2 separate regions of the Homo sapiens genome follow, and region 2 is linked to region 1. A link is a contact called in ENCODE Hi-C or POLR2A ChIA-PET data. All regions are on one chromosome and are shown on one strand. The core of a region is the stretch at or near the end of the contact, and the rest is flanking DNA. Distances in the headings are between cores, read along the strand shown.

What was found. A loop is a pair of places that touch in the nucleus more often than their neighbours do. ChIA-PET counts read pairs that join two places held with the same protein, here RNA polymerase II (POLR2A). Pooled maps may share reads with other maps.
Region 2: a map of IMR-90 shows a loop between it and region 1 (2.7-fold over the local background). The contact joins the promoter of STOX2 here to the enhancer-like site in region 1. A Hi-C loop is called at or near these places in 2 of 168 maps with a recorded cell type or tissue (IMR-90 and heart right ventricle) and 2 of 50 pooled maps. POLR2A ChIA-PET finds 5 or more read pairs at or near these places in 2 of 52 experiments (AG04450 and SK-N-SH).

Annotation. Positions count from the first base shown.
Region 1 is chr4:184,014,956-184,019,777 of GRCh38, forward strand. STOX2 (storkhead box 2) reads left to right here. Exons shown (of 4, transcript NM_020225.3): 4 at 2,134-4,822. The coding sequence ends at 2,329. Among named protein-coding and RNA genes, the nearest start is that of STOX2, 110 kb to the left of the region's middle. RefSeq lists an enhancer at 2,233-2,732. Within about 2 kb of position 2,341, at least 4 of the 41 ENCODE cell types and tissues checked have a DNase peak (open chromatin) inside an H3K27ac peak, as active enhancers do; they include IMR-90, where a contact is called at or near this core.
Region 2 is chr4:183,902,795-183,907,616 of GRCh38, forward strand. STOX2 (storkhead box 2) reads left to right here and starts at 2,513. Exons shown (of 4, transcript NM_020225.3): 1 at 2,513-4,162. The coding sequence starts at 3,997. RefSeq lists enhancers at 2,056-2,765, 2,766-3,473.

The DNA of each region.
Region 1 (4,822 bases), core at 1,091-3,590:
GTATTTTCCCATAGAAAATACGTCATTCGTAATACATGGATTCTGAAGCGAACCCACAGTCACTATTTATTTCATTATATGCTAGGTATACAATGAAATAATCCACATTTTCTACCTTATTAGTGTACAGATTCTTCCTTGATGCTTACTTCTTCTTCACAGTCACCCTAGGAGTAGGTACATCCCATCATAACTCTCTATATTTTAGAGATGAGGAAGTCAGATACTGTAAAAAGTTACTTTAGTGATTAAGAACAAAACCAAAGGAATGTGTCTTGAAATCTTTGGGGTTTTGCATCTTTCCTGACCCTCCTCTTCCTCCACCTGCTCCATGCCTCAGTGGTAGCTCTGGCAAAGCCACTGGTGAGTTTTCCTGGGGGAGACGTCATGTAGGCAAGTCTCACACTTTCCCTTTTAGTGATGACATTTTGGAGTGTCTTTTAGGTATGCTCAGATTTACCATAAGCATAATGAAAAACTTGACTTCTCCCTATAAATGGATTACCTTTCTGGAGGTACCCTCGACATTCAAGAAAGTCCGAGGGTTTGTTTGTTTGTTTGTTTGTTTTTTTGGTTGTCAGTGAACAAACTGCCTTTTAAACAATTAACTCTTGGCTTCTTGGTGAGAAGCAAACTCAAAGCCACAAGGAGTTAGGCTTAAATAACCTGTTGGAAAGGGCTGTCAGAGTACAGGATTCAAAGATGCTATCAGCCGAGGATGGGAATGAAAGAGAGGAGAGGATGTCTTCGCTGTAGTAGTTTGACTTGTTAACTAGCTCTAGCAGGCTTAAGTCAGTTGTGGGGACCAACTCTCAGAGACTATTTCCTAAATGTTGACTCTGCCTCATGCAGTGGATGTTTTGAGAATGCTTCTGGCTTCCTCAATCTCTGTAGCTGATACATTTCTTGTAGCCACATTGAGGCCCTGGCACAGGAAAGCTACTCAGTTCTTCTCAATCTGGCCCAGTCATCTTATTTCTGCCATTGCCCTATACATTTGAAATCTTAAATGTTCTAAATATCTTAAAGCAATGAAATAGATTCAAGTGTTTCTAACTTAGAAAAAGTAAAAGAGAGAGCAAAATAATACAGCTTTTAAATCACCTGTATTCTATACGAATTATTTTAAAAAGAAAATACTTCACGTATAATCCCAGCATTTTGGGAGGCCAAGGCGGGCGGATTGCTTGCACTCAGGAGTTCGAGACCAGCCTGGGCAGCATGGGGAAACCCAGTCTCTACTAAAAACACGAAAATTAGCCGGGTGTGGTGGCACATGTCTGTGGTCCCAGCTACTCGGGAGACTGAGGTAGGAGGATTGCTTCAGCCTGGGAGGCAGAGGTTGCAGTGAGCTGAGATCACACCACTGCACTCCAGCCTGGGGGACAGAGCAAGACCTTGACTCCAAAAACAAAACAAAACAAAACAAAAACAAAAACAAAAAATCCAAACAAAAACAATCCTGCCGAAGTGGGGCAGAAATGAGTGGAAACTTAACAAATGAATGGGAAAAAAAAATCGAAGTTCCTTTATCGAAAATATAATGTATTTTAACTAAAGTGTTAAATTTTGAAACAGTGGAATAAAACGTTTAAAGTGAATTTTATTCCCATCTTTGCGGCAAATGCCCAGGGTCCCCCAAAAAAGGGCATGCTCAAGTCCCCCACAGTCGAAATCTGCTAATCCAGAATGAAAATGGAATCATTAGGATAAAATTATCGAGTGTGTTCAGGAGCGGCTATGCCAGTGAATTTCCAGCCTGAAATGAAATCATGACTTAGGTGTATTTATGAGTATCTGTTTTAAAAACCACTGTGATAGCTAGCTATCACCTCAAATTTTGAAGTCGTTTCGTTGAGTGTGAAAAAAAGGAGAAGACATTTCAAAGTGCATTTAGCTATTTAAAAACCCTTTATTCACTGAGTGTGCTGCTGATTATTACATGTCTGTGGAAGCTTCTGGAGCCAGTGGTGGAGAGGCAGATGTGAATAATCAGTCGAGATGTATATTGATATGACATTATGAACCAACAGAGGAAATCCATTAACGACATCATTTGCTCTTCCTCTGGGGCTCAATTTATAATTATTTATGTTCCAAACAAAACAAAACAAACCCTTTTTGCTCTTTTAGTACTCGGGAGAGCCTGGCTTCCAACACATCAAGCATTGTTGAAAGTAACCGTCGTCAGAACCCCGCTTTGAGCCCGGCCCATGGTGGAGCTGGTCCAGCCTTCAACTTCCGAGCGAGCGCGGAGCCCCCGACAAATGAAGCTGAGAAGCTACAGAAACCTTCCAACTGCTTGCAAGCTTCTGTTACTAGCGTGTGATTGTCCTTCTGCCTCAGATCTTCTGTCTCATTCGATACAGCAAAGTTTACGACACTGGGACTGATGTTTACATCTTTGGAAAGACAAGCATCTCAACCACAGTTTTTGTGTTTACTTAAACTGTGCTGCTAAGTAGGGCTAGGGCAAAAAAACAAAAAATCTTTATTTCAGAGTATTGCTTTTCACATTTATGGCTCTGTAGCAACTGAGTAACAGTAGGGGTGATATGTATACTTTTGCTTCACTAATTGTATCTGAGCACACATAGGAAAGTCTAGACACTGTAAGTGTAATACGCATTTTCAATGTCATGCAGTTGCCAATTCCATTTTAAAATGCCACAGATGCGTGTTGCTCCCAGTCTGTGGTTAAACGGTGCCACAGAACTGATCCTTGACACTTCCAAAAAAAAAAAAACAAAACAAAACAAAAAAAATTTAAAAAAAAAAAACAAAAAACAAAACTAAGCTACCACGAAATGTCAAATGCAAGGGTCCACCTTGAGGGAAATAGATGCCAAACTAACTAGAAGGGACCCCGGCCCTTTGTGTGTGAATTGTTTATGCACCAGTCATTTTTCACTGTGAGTTTTCGTGACACTATTTTGCAGGAGCCCATGGAAGTGTGTGAGAAGGGGTCGCAATGGAGATCACTGGGAGTGAATGTTTTCAGGGTTTTGTTTTGAAGTGTCACAGATGCTTGTCTGATTTTTTTAACCTTCCGTGATCACAAACAGGAATATAGGCCTTTGAATCTGAAGTGGACAAAGGAAAGCAATTTCCAGTCTGGCTGGGGCACAGCATTAGGTGATTGAAAAGGTGATGTGGACTTGTAAAAGGTGTTACTCAAATATTGAAGGAAGAGAATTTCCTCCTTGTGATACTTAGGATGACCCTATCTTACTCTAATAGATACAATAATTAGTTTGTTTAAAAGCAAAATGTTCTTTGTGATACAAATGAAGAGTAGGGCCTGAGGATGTTATTCTTTCTAATGGAAGGACATAAATCTATTTTATGTAGTTTTAAATAGAATGCCTAAATTAGGCTGTGGGAGATAATTTTTAGTGGTTGTAGGAAAGAGCAAATTTAGGGAGTGTTGAACTTCAGGCCTTTTATTCCTGGGAAGATATGTATAGAGAAAACTTTTAAAATAATTTTTGATTAGAAATATACATGTGCCCATGTAATAAACAACAGAATGTGCTCATTCTGCTAGTGCGGTATAATCCGAATTTGTACTCCCCTAAAATTTATCAGAATAACAATTATGCATACATGAACTATGCCAGAGTAATGTTTACAGATACTTTGTAACCAATTTCAGGAGGCGTTTTTAGCTGGATGTGTAGTTAATTAGACCAACTTATTTCCAAATGGTTTGTTAACATTTTGCTTTGGTTTACAATGTCATGTTGAACACAAAGAAGACCCAGCAGCAAAGGGATGACCAATAATTTCATCTTATAGCAAGGAGACATTCCAACGTTCCCATGTTTTATTTTCTGAGAACAGTGGGACAGATCTGTAGTAATGGAATATTATTTGCAAAAGGGTTACATATGACACAAGTAAGTGTTCTGACATAAAGTTTTATTTAGTTCAGTGGCATGTGCTGTTGGGAGCCATACACCATAAAATATATATATCCCAAAATAAATCTAGAATATTTTCACCTCCAATTTCAGTAATTGGCATATGATTTGTGAGACGCATCTGTTTTTGTATGAGGTTTAATCACTAGCAATCTGTTTAAAGAATCCAGTCCTATACACAGTTGGACTCATTCTTGAAACCTTTAAATGCTCCCTCATAGTTTTTCAGTTATTTGGAAGTTGCATTGGGTCAAACTGAACTCCTTGAGTTTGGTGTAAATTCCTTTTTTCTGCTTATTATAGTGAAACTTCAGCATGTTTCTTAGTAAACTCCCATACCATTGAAATGCTTAAGCCAGTTGGCTTTCAGTCTCATGCCTTATTTCCTCCAAGGCATGCCTCAACGCATTGTTTGTCTCATTGCTTAAATATGTCCAGAAGGAATGATCATGTATCTAATAGACTACATAGTTGGTTCCCTTGGGGAGTTATATATCATACAGTTACTAAATATTTGTCTAAATTCATTTTTTCCAAAAACCTGCTCTCAAATTTTTCTTCTACTCTCAGTTCATAAATAATATAACCATTGAAACAACACATCAGCCTCTAGCTGATCCTCTGAAAGTAGCCATTGAAATAATCGAATACTGTGTGAACAGGAAAGGAAAGCGTTACCTTTAAGAGAAGCTTTAAAATAGGAATTTATTGATATTTCACAAGATATAGGTTTACAGAAGACATTATTCAAATAAATATGTACACTATTTGCCTGATGCTATGGGGTACATAATTTTTTAAAAACTCCCTTAGACCAGCAGCCATTAGTGTAGAAATGATGGACTTTAAAGGTGATACCATGTAAGCAGATGTTGCATATAAAAATATTCCTGCCTGAA
Region 2 (4,822 bases), core at 1,263-3,762, 110 kb before region 1:
ACCACCCATACCTACTTTGCCATCTGATCCGATTCAGCTAACTCAGCCTATGTACCACCTGATTATTCTACATCAGGCTAGTTGGCCACGAACACTGGATCATGTCACCCCTCTGCAAGGTCTGCATTTGGAGGTGGCTGAGTGGAGCTATAGCTCTTCTCCCCAAATGTCCATCAACTCACCTCCCGTCTTTCATATGAACAATTAATATTTTCTCAGTTTAATCAAGTGCGATTCAAACTTACTTCCAGAAAATTCTTAGTCAATCTCTCCCTTCGAACAGATTCCCTCTTCTTCTGTAAAGAAATTCTAAAAATATCATTGCTTCTTTGATCCAAACTCTTCAACGGCTCACACTGCACTTGGAATAGAATATAAAACCTTTACCATGGCCTGCAAGTTCCGGCATGATCTGGCTCTGCATCCTTCCATGACCTCATCACAAACCTCCCTCTTACTGTGCTCCAATTTCAGCCACAGTGGCCTTTTTCCACTTCCTCCAACAGAAAGTCAAGATCCCTTCTACCCCAGGGCCTTTGCACAGACTGTTCCCCCTTTCTGTAACACCATCTCCCCCACTCTTTGCTTGAGTGGCTCCTCATGCTGTAGGTCTCAGCTCAACTGTCATTTCTTAGAGAGATTATTGTTCTTCATAGAACTTAGCACAATTTCTGCATTTATTTGCCTACTGTTTCTCTTCCATACTAGACGGTTTGCTGCAGGGTCATGTGTGGTGTTCTGTTTGCCCAGCACCCATCCCAGGGCTTGCGTATTCTAGACAGTCAGCCATTGTTTGCTGAATGAATGACTATCACAGTTGCCACAGCAGTCACCATTAGCTTTAAGTCATAGCTATTATAATCATTCATATAACCACCTTTGGCTCTTGGGAGGTACTGAGTAATTGTTGAATTGAGATATCTAAATGTCAGTTCTCCTACATTCATTAATACAACTTGTTATTACCTTATGGTCCTTTACACCAGCGGCCCCCAACCTTTTTCACACTGGGGACCAGTTTCGTGGAAGACAGTTGTTCCTTGGACTGGGGTGGGGGTAGGGTTGGAGAGCAGAAGGTTTTGGGATGATTTGAGTGCATTACATTTACTGTGCACTTTATTTCTTTTATTATTACATTGTAATATATAATGAAATAAATATACACTCACCATAATGTGGAATCAGTGGGAGCCCTGAGCTTGTTTTCCTGCAACTAGAGAGTCCCATCTGGAGGTGATGGGAGACAGTGATAGATCATCAGGCATTAGATTCTCATAAGGAGCACGCAACCCAGATCCCTCCAAGCATGGTTCACAATAGGGTTCGTGCTCCTGTGAGAATCTAATGCAGCCACTGATCTGACAGGAGGCTGAACTCAGGAGGTAATGCCAGTAAGCAATGGAGAGCTGTTGTAAATACAGATGAAGCTTCACCACCCACCTCCTGCTGTGCTGCCTGGTTGCTAATGGGCCGAGGACTAGAAGCTGCACGGGGTCCGTAAATATCTGTGGGGTAGGTAAATATCCAAGCAGTCCATGGCCTGGGAATTGGGGATCCCTGCTTTATACAGCTAGCTTTCTATAACTTCTAAAGCTGTAATCTTTCTGTTCTTAGCAGTTCTCTTACAGGAAAGAAGACATTGAACTAAAAGTGCCTTCTATAACTTCTAAAGCTGTAATCTTTCTGTTCTTAGCAGTTCTCTTACAGGAAAGAAGACATTGAACTAGAAGTGCCTTTCCCAATTAAAAATAAAAACCACAGAACATTAGTGAATTGGTTGACAGTAATACATTTTGATTATGTAAATATAAATTCCATAGGCTACTTAGTGATTATTTATTTATTTACCCTGGGTATCCCAAGAGGTAGTACAGTGGCCACAGGTTATAGAGGGCGGTCTTGAGATCTGAATGAGGAGAGCTCTAATTCTAGATTTTATAATGCCTGTGGCTTAACGCCATCCTGCTCTGCCTGGTTCTTCAAGATAGTTGCTACCCCCCTCAAATAATTCAAGCCTTGGAATAGCACAGATTGTGTTAGAACTTCCTGAATCCTAACCAGCTAGAATCCACTGGCTTGTTTTTGCGATATCAGCCTGTTAGAAGCATATCCCTATAAAGATTTAATATCCCTGTCTCTGCATCTTGGCACCTGTGAATATGAAACAACAGCATAAATATGATTTTGAACGTTGCATTGTCACAGATGAAAAAATGCACCAACATGTCAAATGCAGCGCTGAAAAAGGAAATCGGGCTTATTTTTGTCGTTGTTTACTGTACCAAAGCATTTTTGAAAACCCAAATCGAGGAGATAACCGTTTTTGAATGAACGGCAGTGCAAAGCGTGGTCGGGGTTAGCAGCAACGTGGCTGGGCGCCTTTAACTCGGCGTGACCTCCGGGTCCCAGGCCCGCGTCCCGGGCCCAGCGCCCAGGCCCGGGCGGCGCATTGGCCCCTCCTCCCCTCGCGCGCCGCGCGCATTGTTGTCCTTTAGCGATTGGTTGTTGGACCAGAAACAGCTGTGCAGAGCCGTGCCATCTAAAGAGCTGTGGACCTGAATGCAGCGTAGCGGGCTGGCGGTGACTTACACCGGGACTCCAGAGGGAGAGAGGAAGCGCTGCAGGCCACTTGCATTGCGTCTTCCAGGCTGCGTGGACCCGGCGCCCCGGCGTGTGCGGTTGTGGGGGAGCTCGCCGTGGCCTCCCCTCCCTCTGGCTTTAGCTTCCTTTGGGGTTGGCGCAGGTGGGCCAGGCAGCGCACCGCAGATCTCCCCGTTCCCACGAAGGCTGGCTCGCTGTCTCTCTCCGAGCGGGAGGGACCATCCTAAAAATATGTAAATATCCAAGCGCTGGCTCCAGGCTGGGGCAGCTGCCAAGGTCCCCGCGCCGCCGCCGGGTGTTTTACATGAAAATGAGAAGCCTGATGGGAACCGCGTTCTAACTTAAGGCAGCCTGGTGATTAGCATGAGACTGGGCGGCTGTCCTGCTTCCTGCCCTTCAATAGCCGTTCCGCGCGCTCGCGCCGGAGCAGCGCTGCCGCCGCGCGGGGGTCGATCGCAGGCTCGGCGTCCTTGGCAGCCATGGCTCCGGCGCCGCCTCGGCCAGTAAGTAGGAGCATGCATGTGTAGGGGGCACATGCGTGTCGGCGCACCCACCCAGCCATCCACCCGCGCGCACGCACAGCGCCCGGAGCCTCGGCAAGGGGAAGATTGACGAGGCGCTGCAGTCGCGGGGACGACGCGGGCTCTTCCTGGATTCCGCAGGAGCCCGCCCGCCGCAGCTGCTGTCTGCAGAGCCTGCTCGGATCCTGTGCACACGCGCCCCCCGCTCGAGCCTCTGTGATGAAGACTGTCTCCCGGGGACTGCAGCGGAGGCAGAGCCAGCCAGCGCCGGGGACTGCGGGCCGTGCGGCTGATAGGCCCGCGGGGACACGACTCGGACACTGTCATCCCCACGCCTCGCGCTGAGCTGCCCGGCGCGGAGGGTCTGCCGCCGCCCCTCCGGCCTCCCGCACGCCCGATCCCGGGTCAGCCCCGGAGGCCTCGGCTGCCTCATTTGTTTGGGTCTTTTGTGCCGTGGCTCCCAGTTGGCCAAGCACTCCTGCGCTGAATCGGGCCATTGTCTGCGCTCCCATTGCCTTCACGCTGCAAGTCTCGGCGCCCCCACCCCGCCCGCCCCCTCCCCGCCTCCTCCCGGCCGGGGAGCCTCCTAACGTGCCTTTCCCCCCAGGAATCTGGAAGCTATAAGCCGGGCGGATTGCAAATGAAGTGTAATGCATTGTGGGACGTGTGTAAAATCGGAGCCTTCGCCGTGGGGGTGTGGGGGGGCGTGGGGAGGGCCGGACCCGCCGCTGGCGGTGTAGACGCCGACGAGGAGGGGCTGGGAAAATGTGCGCAGAGTCCGCCCGGGTCGTGCCCGCCGTAGACGGATGAAGGAGCGCGCTGCGCCCCGGCGCTGAGGCCCCGAGGATCGGGGCGGCAGGTCGCCCTCCCCACCATGAAGAAGACCCGGAGCACAACCTTGCGGCGAGCCTGGCCTAGCTCGGATTTCTCGGACCGGGCCTCGGACCGCATGAGGTCCCGCAGCGAGAAGGACTACCGCCTGCACAAGCGTTTCCCCGCGGCCTTCGCGCCCCAGGCTTCGCGGGGCTACATGACATCAGGTTGGTTGGTGACCGCGTTTCTGCCCCCGGGCCGGGGCCGCGGGACGTGCTCGGTACGCCGCGGCCCGGGTGCTTGGAGGAGAGGACGGGCAGTGATGGATGCGATAAGTTATGGGGAAAGCAGGAAAAAATTAGCTCCCATCCACCATTTTGTACCTCCCAAGATCCACAGCAGGCCCTCTCAATATGGGGTTGGAGAGCTATTAGTTAGGTAAAACGAGGGAGGGGGGACGAGCCGGGCGTTTTGGCTGCAGGGAGATAAATGACTGCAAGCCCCGGCGCTGCAGCCTCCTCGAGCTTTGTGGAGGATCCTGCGCCCAGGGTTGCCTGCAGTGCCAGGCTTGCTGGCTGCTGCATTGTGGCCGGTTATCTGAGTGGGTATTTCCAGCAGCCCCCTGTTCTCCAAAAGGAACAGGTTCCATGCGCAGCTCTGGATGGGCTGAGTCAGGGGAGAGTCCTGCAGACATCCCAGGCTGGTCTGATTTGCACGCAGAGAACTGTGTTGGAGCTTACTGAACGCGTTCTGTGGGGGTAATGGTGTGGATGCGGATTGAATGCTCACATGATTCTGTGTGGATTTAACATATGTTGCTTTGAATTAGGCTGTATGGAAAGAATGGAGGCTGTATCATGTGTTTGCATGTCAGACAGGAGGGACAA